Regions from separate parts of the Homo sapiens genome. Here region 1 is linked to region 2. Evidence: read pairs that join two places in POLR2A ChIA-PET (ENCODE). Cell type or tissue: B cell. All regions are shown on one strand. Links, peaks and the distances in the headings refer to the core of each region. The heading gives the core; the rest is flanking DNA. Region 1 overlaps LOC124903969 (a long non-coding RNA gene). Region 2 holds the start of TMEM54 (transmembrane protein 54).

The links. Peaks named below come from ENCODE experiments on the same cell type or tissue, not always from the same donor. Only the 100,000 strongest peaks of a DNase experiment are listed, where the experiment ranks them.
Region 1: POLR2A ChIA-PET joins it to region 2 with 5 read pairs; 4 of 35 experiments call an interaction of 5 or more read pairs at or near these places.

The regions. Positions count from the first base shown.
Region 1 is chr1:33,058,768-33,063,150 of GRCh38, forward strand. It overlaps LOC124903969 (a long non-coding RNA gene), which reads left to right. Exons shown (of 2, transcript XR_007065697.1): 2 at 1-139. Among named protein-coding and RNA genes, the nearest start is that of AZIN2, 20 kb to the right of the region's middle. In B cell, for the core only: no CTCF peak of the experiment used is centred there; no DNase peak of the experiment used is centred there.
Region 2 is chr1:32,899,306-32,903,688 of GRCh38, forward strand. TMEM54 (transmembrane protein 54) reads right to left here and starts at 2,084. Exons shown (of 6, transcript NM_033504.4): 1 at 1,918-2,084. The coding sequence starts at 1,933. It overlaps LOC105378632 (a long non-coding RNA gene), which reads right to left and starts at 3,895. Exons shown (of 3, transcript XR_947161.3): 1 at 3,802-3,895; 2 at 3,365-3,527; 3 at 2,352-2,622. RefSeq lists a silencer at 2,074-2,213. In B cell, for the core only: no CTCF peak of the experiment used is centred there; DNase peaks (open chromatin) are centred at 2,026 and 2,437; H3K4me3 peaks cover 932 bases; H3K27me3 peaks cover 2,996 bases.

The sequences.
Region 1 (4,383 bases), core at 224-4,223, 160 kb after region 2:
AGTGCCCCTCAACTCCCTGCAGTCCCCTACTTCCCATCAAGCCAACTCCCAAATTCCAGGATGTGACAGTTCCCAGGTCTACTGCCTTCCAGGCACTGAGCTCATGTTGGGGACCCAGAAATAAATGAGATACATACAACCTCTGTCCTTGAGTTGGTCACAGTCTAGTAGGTCACAGTCTAGTAGAAGTAGAAATGAAGAGTTAACTGCCAGATGTCATGTTACAGGGCACATTTAATAAGGGTGAGAACCACACAAAGGTGGGAGTGCCTAACTTAACAATCAAAAGAAATGAACCATTGATACACAACAACATAGATGAATCTCAAATCATTATGCAGAACAAAAGAAGCTGGACACAAAAGAGTACATACTCTATGATTCCAATGTTATCACATTCTAGACCAGGCAAAACTGTGGATTATATAGAGATGGAAATAAGGTCAGTAGTTACTTGGAGTGAGGGGGAATTGACTGGGAAGGGGATGAGAGAATGTTCTGACATAATGAAAATGTTCAAAACCTTGATAGGAATATGGGTTATATTAGAATATTTGATTGTTGGGCTGGGCGTGGTGGCTCACGCCTGTAATTCCAGCACTTTGGGAGGCTGAGGTGGGCGGATCACGAGGTCAAGAGTTCGAAACCAGCCTGGCCAACATGGTGAAACCCTGTCTCTACTAAGAATACAAAATTTAGCCGGATGCGGTGGTGCACTCCTGTAATCCCAGCTACTCAGGAGGCTGAGGCAGGAAAATTGCTTGAACCCGGGAAGGGGAGGTTATAGTGAACCAAGATCAAGCCACTGCACTCCAGCCTGGCGACAGAGCAAGCAAGACTTCATCTCGAAAAAAAAACATATTCCGTTGTTAAAACTGATAAAACTGTACGCCTAAGATCTGTGAATTTCATCATATGTGAATTATGTCCATGGCAGGTGGCATTCAAAAGATTCCCCAGGCAGGCATGGTGGTTCACACCTGTAATCCCAGCACTTTGGGAGGCCAAGGTGCGCGGATCACTTGAGGTCGGGAGTTTAAGACCAGCCTGGCCAACATGGTGAAACCCTATCTCTACCAAAAATACAAAAAAGTTAGCTGGGCATGATGGTGTGCGCCTGTAGTCCCAGCTACTCAGGAGGCTGAGGCAGGAGAATCGCTTGAACCTGGAAGGTTGCAGTGAGCCGAGATCACACCAGTGCACTCTAGGCTGGGTGACAAAGCGAGACTCTGTCTCAAAACAAAGAAACAAAAAACCTCAAAGAGCCCCCAAAGACTCCTGCCTACTGGTGTGCATGCCCTTGTATTATCCCCTCCCACGCTGTATCAGGTTGGTCTATTTGGCAGAAGTAATGGGGTGTCACTTCTGAGATTAGTTATAAAAGACACTGCAGGGCGGGCGTGGTGGCTCACACCTGTAATCCCAGCACTTTGGGAGTCTGAGGCGTGTGGATCACCTGAGGTCAGGAGTTCAAGACTAGCCTGGCCAACATGGCAAAACCCCATCTCTACTAAACATACAAAAAAATTAGCCAGGTATGGTGGTAGGTGCCTGTAATCCCAGCTACTCGGGAGGCTGAGGCAGGAGAATCGCTTGAACCTGGGAGGTGGAGGTTGCCATAAGCTGAGATCGCACCATTGCACTCTAACCTGGGAGACAAGAGTGAAACTCCATTTCAAAAAAAAAAAAGACACTGCAGTTCTGTCTTGGTCTCAATCTCCCTTTCCCTCAGGTCACTTATTCTGGAGAACCCATGTGTTGGGCATCCCTATGAAAAAATCCGAGGGGCAAGAAACTAAAGCCTCCTGTCAACAGCTATGTAAGTGAGCTTGCAAGTGGATTCTTCAGCTCCAGTTAAAGCCTTCAGATGTTGGCAGCCCTAGCTGTCTGCTTGACCACAAACTCATGGGAGACCCTGAGCCAGACCACATGGCTAAGCTGCCTCCTAATTCCTGACCTTCAGAAACTGGGTGACATAATCAATGTTTGTTGTTTTAAGCTACTAAGTTTTGAGTTGTTATGCAGCAATAAAAGATGAATATAATATTTCAATAAAAGAAACATGTAGGGAAAAATATTCTAAGTGCTCCTGGCCCAGATGGCTTTCCCAGGGACTTTCAAGTGCTTTCTATGACTCAGACTTCTGGGCTCAGCCTCTATGCTGGGGAGATGATGGCCTTAGGGAACTCTGTCTAGACAATAGGAACTGGTGTCTCCAAAATAGCCGCAGACACCGCCCACCAAACCAGCCCCACAGCAGCTGCACACAGGGCTCAGGCCCACACTTACTATGCAGAGAGGACTCCAGAAATGCTCCCTGACCATGTGGCCACAGCTGCAGCAGGAATCCACTCAGGGCTCAGATGCTGCCATGGTTTGAATGTTTGTCCCCTCCAAAACTCGTGTTAAGGTTAGTCCCCAGTGTGGCAGTATTGAGAGGTGGGACCTTTGACAGGTGATTGGGTCATGAGGCCTCTGCCCTAATGAATGGATTAATTCATTCATGGATTAATGGATTGATGGAGTAATGGGTTATCAGGAAATGGAACTGGTGGCTTCATAAGAAAAGGAAGAGATACCTGAGCTGGCTTGCTCAGCCCCCTCATCATGTGATGCCCTGTACCATATTGAGACTCTGCAGAGAGTCCCCACCAGCAGAAAGGTCCTCATCAGATGCAGCTCCTCCACCTTGGACTTAACAGCCTCCATAACTCTAAGAAATAAATTCCTTTCCTTTATAAATTACCCAGGTTCAGGGATTCTGTTATAAGCAACAGAAAATGGATTAAGACAGGTGCTAATAACAGCTGCTATTTTTGGAACTTTCTGTGTCCCAGGTAATAGGCAAAGTGCTTTGCATGCATCTTTTTATTTGCTCCTTCCAACAACCCTCTGGAGAAGATATTATTAAACCTATCTTACAGTGGAGAAAACTGAGACTCAGAAAGCTGAAGCAAGTTGGCAGGGTCATAGAACTACTAAGTGATGTGGCAGCTTTAGATAGAAATCCAGATTTGTCTAGTTCTCAAACCCAGAGGCAGGGAAGCAGTAACCATAGACTTGAAAACACTTTTTTCATCTATTCCCTGTGATGCTTTTCATGGGAGAATGAGCCACACATTCTGCTATCAGGGAAAAGTCCACAAATCTCAACCCAGACTCCCTAGGTCAATGTATAAAGGTATTAGACTGGCAGATGCTATCAGAGTCACCAAGAGTCTCAGAGATCATGGGAATCTCAGAGTGGGGAACTGAGACCCAAAGAGGGAAGTGGGTCCTTTCTAAGGACTCCCTGCCCAGTGTTTTTGCACCACTTTGCCCTGCCCCTTGCCATATGAGATGGAAATAGTTGCCATGTGGGAGAAACATTAGGGCAAAGAGTGGTTTTGGAGTGGGGAAAGCAGTGAAAAAGGGATATCAGGCTGGGAGCAGTGGCACACACCTGTAATCCCAGCACTTTCAGAGGCCGAGGCGGGCAGATCACAAGGTCAGGGGTTCAAGACCAGCCTGGCCAACATGGTGAAACCCCATCTCTACTAAAAAAATACAAAAATTATTAGCCAGGCGTGGTGGCACATGCCTGTAATTCCAGCTACCTGGGAGGCTGAGGCAGGAGAATAAGCGAATCCATTGGCATTTTTTTCCTGGCTAGAATTCATTCCCCCTTTTCATGTTACAACACCCCACTTTTCTACTAGAGAACCATACCTTCCCCGCTCTCATTCCATATGGTAAGAATGGGGCTGATCTCATCTTGGGCAAGGGGCTGAAGCCCCAGGTCTGGCCAATCAGAGATGTGCACATCAAGGAACCTGGCCTAGGAGGCAGTGGCTGGGGTTCAGGGTAGATTGGAGGATAAGGGTGTGTGTGGGGGGTTGCTGAGAGCCACTTGAACCCAGGAGGTGGAGGTTTAGGTGAGCCAAGATTGCACCATTGCACTCCAGCCTGGGCAACAAGAGTGAAACTCCGTCTCAAAAAAAAACACCCAAAAAGCAAAAATTAGCTGGGAATGGTGGCATGTGCCTGTAACCCCAGCTACTCAGGAGGCTGCGGAAGAAAAATTGCTTGAACCCAGGAGGTGGACGTTGCAGTGAGCCAAGATTGCACCATTGCACTCCAGCCTGGGCAACAGAGGGAGATTCTGTCTCAAAAAGAAAAAAGAAACATCAGAGGTAACAATGGCAAAATTGAGAGCTCATAATTTTGTTTTGGGTCAACCCCACAATGGCTAGAGGCTACATAAAGCAGTGTCATAGATGGGCCCATTGAGAACCTAGGCAGCCCGAGAGGATGTCACAGAAGAGCTCTGAGAGCAGTAGCTGACCCATGATAGGGTCTGATGAAAGCACCATGCCACTTACTCGCTATGACCCTGGGTTACCC
Region 2 (4,383 bases), core at 322-4,321:
GACTCTGAGTCCCTTCCTAGACCTCCCTCTCCTCATCTGTGGTAGAGCGGTTTGGTCATATTTAATATACGGTAGCTCTGCAGCTGAAAAAAAAAAAAAAAAAGAAAAAAAGAGGCTGGGCACAGTGGTCATGCCTCTAATCCCAGCACTTTGGGAGGGCAAGGTGGGAGAATCACTTAAAGCCAGGAGTTCAAGACCAGCCTGATGAACATAGCAAGATCCCATCTCTACCAAAAAGATAAAAATAAAAAATTAGGCAGGCATGGTGGTGCATGCCTCTAGTCCCAGTTATTCAGGAGGCTGAGGCAGAAGGATCTTCTGAGCCCAGGAAGTGGAGGCCACAGTGAGCTATAATCGTGCCATTGCACTCCAGCCTGGGCTACAGAGCCAGAGACCCCGTCTAAAAAAAATGAAATCTCTACACTGGACGCTCTGGGACATCTGTCTGAAGCTGTGCCAAGAGACAGTCCCCAGGGAGCAGGAAGGGATGGGGCTATTCAGTCACAGACTTGCTGTGTGACCATGCACCAGCCCCTCCCCTCTGGGCCCCAAGTTCCACATCTATAAAATGGGGAGGCATTGGTCCAGCCAGTGTCTGAGACCCCTGGAGACTGCAGGACCCTCTGGAGCTGAACCAGGTCTAGCAGAAGCAGAGGGCAGACGATGGGCTGGACAGGCACCATGAGACTGGAATAGCATTGTGAAGATGGACTGCCAGCCAAGCAGGAAGGGGCATGGCAGCTTCAGCGCAGGAGCCTGACCCACCTCACCCCCTCCACCCACCTACCTGGGAGCTCGGTGTCTACCTTCCAGCTGAGGGCTGGACTCAATAACAACAGCATCCCAGGACCAAGACTTTGGTCAAAGAGGAGGCACGGTGCCAGCATGGGGCTGTGCCTGGAGCACTGGACTGAGCCTGGAGCAGTCCTTGACTTTTTAAATTAAATTGATTGAGACAGGGTCTTACTCTGTAGCCCAGGCTGGAGTGCACTGGCCTGATCGTGGCTCACTGAAACCTCTGCCTCCTGGGCTCAGGTGATCCTTCCACCTCAGCCTCCTGAGTAGCCGGGCTAAATTTTTTTTTCTTTATTTAAATTTTTTGTAGAGACGGATTTCACTATGTTGGCCAGGCTAGTCTCTCCTGGACTCAAGCGATCCGCCTGCCTCGGCCTCCCAGAGTGCTGCCTCCCAGATGAAGCCCAGCTGGCTTCATTTGTCTTACCACTGTGGGAGCGCATAGCAGCGCAGCCGGCAAGGTGCTAAGCGCTTTACTCTTAGAAGCTGCCCTCATCCTCATAGTAGTCCTAGGAGGTGGGAACTACTGTCCCCCTCTTACAGACAAAGAAACTGAGGCTCACAAGGTCTCTCGGCTAGACAGCGGGGATGCCCCAGGACTCTGCTGCCCACAAGCAGCATCACCGTGCCCAGGCAGTGGAAGGAGGGGGCACATTAGTCCCGCTCCCCCGCTGCTGATCCTTTTTGCCCACGGCTTTCCTTCCTGGCCTCGGGAGAGTGGAGAGTATGTAAGTGGGAGCCCCTTGTAAGGGTGGGGAAGCTGAGGCCTGGCCCCGGGGTCCCTTCTGGGTAAGATGGGGCTGCTCTCTCCAGCGTCTCCTCTGCCGCCCACCCGGGGGTCCCCGAGGGCAGTCGTGCGCCTCCGCAGGAAAGGCAAGAGAGGGCGAGGGTAAGAGACGCTACAGCCACATCGAGAAGACACCCGCAGCGCTCCTCCCCTCCATTTCACTGCTGGGGAAACTGAGGCCCAGAGAGGAAAGTGACCCGACCCCGGCCTCGTAGTAAGTTAGAGGCAGAGCAGGTGGCCTGGCCCCCTGGGGGCTCGGGTTCCGGGCTCAGTGCTCCGCTCCTGTGGGAGGGTTGGGGTGGTTCGGGGCCTCCCGCGCGCCCCCAGTCGCTCACCGAGGCGCAGACACATGTCGGCTCCGCGCTGGTCCCGCCCCCGGCTTCAGCGCGGCTCCCGAGGCTGCGGGCCGCCGGGGGACCCTGCTCCCATCCCGCTGGCCCGTCGCCCGCGCGCCCCGCACCGTCGCGCTCGCCCACTTCCCGCCCGGAGCCCGGGGCTGGGCGGCGCCGGACCGGCCTCCCTTCCCGTCACCCCCCGGGCCGCCCGGCCCCGCAGCGCCCCCGCGGCTCGTGCCCCTCCCGGCCGGTCGGACCGGCTGAGCAGCCCATGGCCCGCCCGCTGAGTCAGGCGCCGCCCCGCCCGGCCCGCCCGGCGCCGAGCCGCCCTCCCTCAGCCCACCGGCGGCGGCGGGCCCGCTCTAGAAAGGGAAACTGAGGCTCTGAGGAGCCGCCCCGCGCGGGCCCGCGGCAAGTTGGGGGTTGCCGGCGTAGCTGTGGTTACCGTGACTTGGGTGTGGCTCTTGGGCGGAAAGCCCCCGGGCCCAAGGCTGGGACGGAGAGGGGCAGCAGGGGCAGTGAAAGAGCTGCTGGGGATTGGGGTCTGCCCCTGCCTGCTGTGTGACCTCAGGCAAATCGCCTCCCCTCTCTGCGCTTGCCTTTAGCGCCCGCGAGTCTTGTCTTCCACGCTGAAAAAGGCGCTTTAAGTCTCCTTCTTAGTCGGGAGGGCCTTCAGTTCCGTCCTTGGAAAATCAGGGATAATTCCTGTCCCCGAAGGTCGTGGTGAGACAAAATAGGATACAAAAATTAGGTAAGAAAGCGCTTTCGGCCGGGCGCGGCGGCTCATGCCTGTAATCTCAGCACTTTGGAAGGCCTAGGCAAGCAGATCACCTGAGGTCAGGAGTTCGAGACCTGCCTGGCCATCATGGTGAAACACCCCCGCACCCCCCCCCCCGCCCCGTCTCTACTAAAAATACAAAAATTAGCCGGATGTGGTGGGGCAAGCCTGTAATCCCAGCTACTCTGGAGGCTGAGGCAGGAGAATCGCTTGAACCCGGGAGGCAGAGGTTACAGTGAGCTGAGATCTCGCCACTCCATCTCAAAACAACAAAACAACAACAACACGCTTTGGAAACTCTCCAGACTGTCTGTATGGACAAAGTGTAGACCTAGCAAGAGCACATAGTAGGAGCTTTATTAGTACTGCTCTGGGTTGCTGAGCCCTTTAATGTGTCAGGATGGACCCCAGTGAGGTCCCTTGTTAGTCTCAGCATCCCTTTGGCATAGGTACCATTCCTGCACCTTTGGGCTCAGAGACCACAGACCACTCACCCAAGACCACCAGCTGGAAGTGGTGGAGTAGGCAGGAGCCTGGAATCCCCTTGGGTCTCTGTGCCCAAGTTCTGTAGAGTGGCCACACCGTGGCCACCTCCCTGGGCTCTTTCGGTCCTTGGAGGCACTTACTATGGGAACTGGGCAACATCTGTTCACAGCTTGCCCCACTTACCCCACTGGGCAGTGTCCCAGAGGTCAGGGGCTGGCTGGCTGTCTCTGGGTGCTTGGTTGGAGCCTGTCCTGGGGGCTGTCCACTGTCTGTGTGTCTTTCTGCACACCTGTGCTGACACCTGCGGCGCTGTGTGTGTTGGGCAGTTGGGTCAGATGTAGAGCCTCTGGAGTTTGGAGAACGCATTAACACCATGGGAGGAAGTGGAGCCATTTCTCCTAGGAAGCCCCCCGGGGCATCCCATCTGGTAACCCCCCAGCAGAGCTGCTTCCCTGTCACCTGCTGTCTGAAGGGGGATAATGTGCAGGGAATTCCGGGTGGGGAGACATATTTGTCAGGTGGAAGGGAAGATGGGGGCAGTTTATGAAGACATCGGGCTGGCATCGGAATGTTGATGTCCTCAGACAATCTTTTAGTAGGGCAATTTGGGTAGTACTTACTCATATTATAAATGTTCAGACACTTGTGGCCGGGTGCGGTGGCTCATGCCTGTAATCCCAACACTTTGGGAGGCCAAGGTGGGCGGATCACGAGGTCAGGAGATCGAGACCATCCTGGCTAACACGATGAAACCCCGTCTCTACTAAAAATACAAAAAAAAAAAAAAAAAAAAAAAAATTAGCCGGCGTGTTGACGGGCGCCTGTAGTCTCAGCTACTCAGGAGGCTGAGGCAGGAGAATGGCGTGAACCTGGGAGGTGGAGCTTGCAGTGAGCCGAGATCGGGCCATTACACTCCAGCCTGGGTGACAGAGTGAGACTCCGTCTCAAAAAAAAAAAAAAATGTTCAGACACTTGTAACTGTGGCCCAGAAATTCCATTTGTAGATCTTTATCCTACGCACCAGAGTGCAAAGATATGCATGCATCTAATGGTGTTTGTGGACAAACTGTTCCTAATAGCAAGCAATGGCACCAAAGTGATAACCAAGAGCGATGCAGGAGAGTGACGGGAAGGATTTTGCTTTTTGTTTTACACATGGCTGTATGGTTGAAGTTGGAGTATTAGAATGAATTCATGCCTTG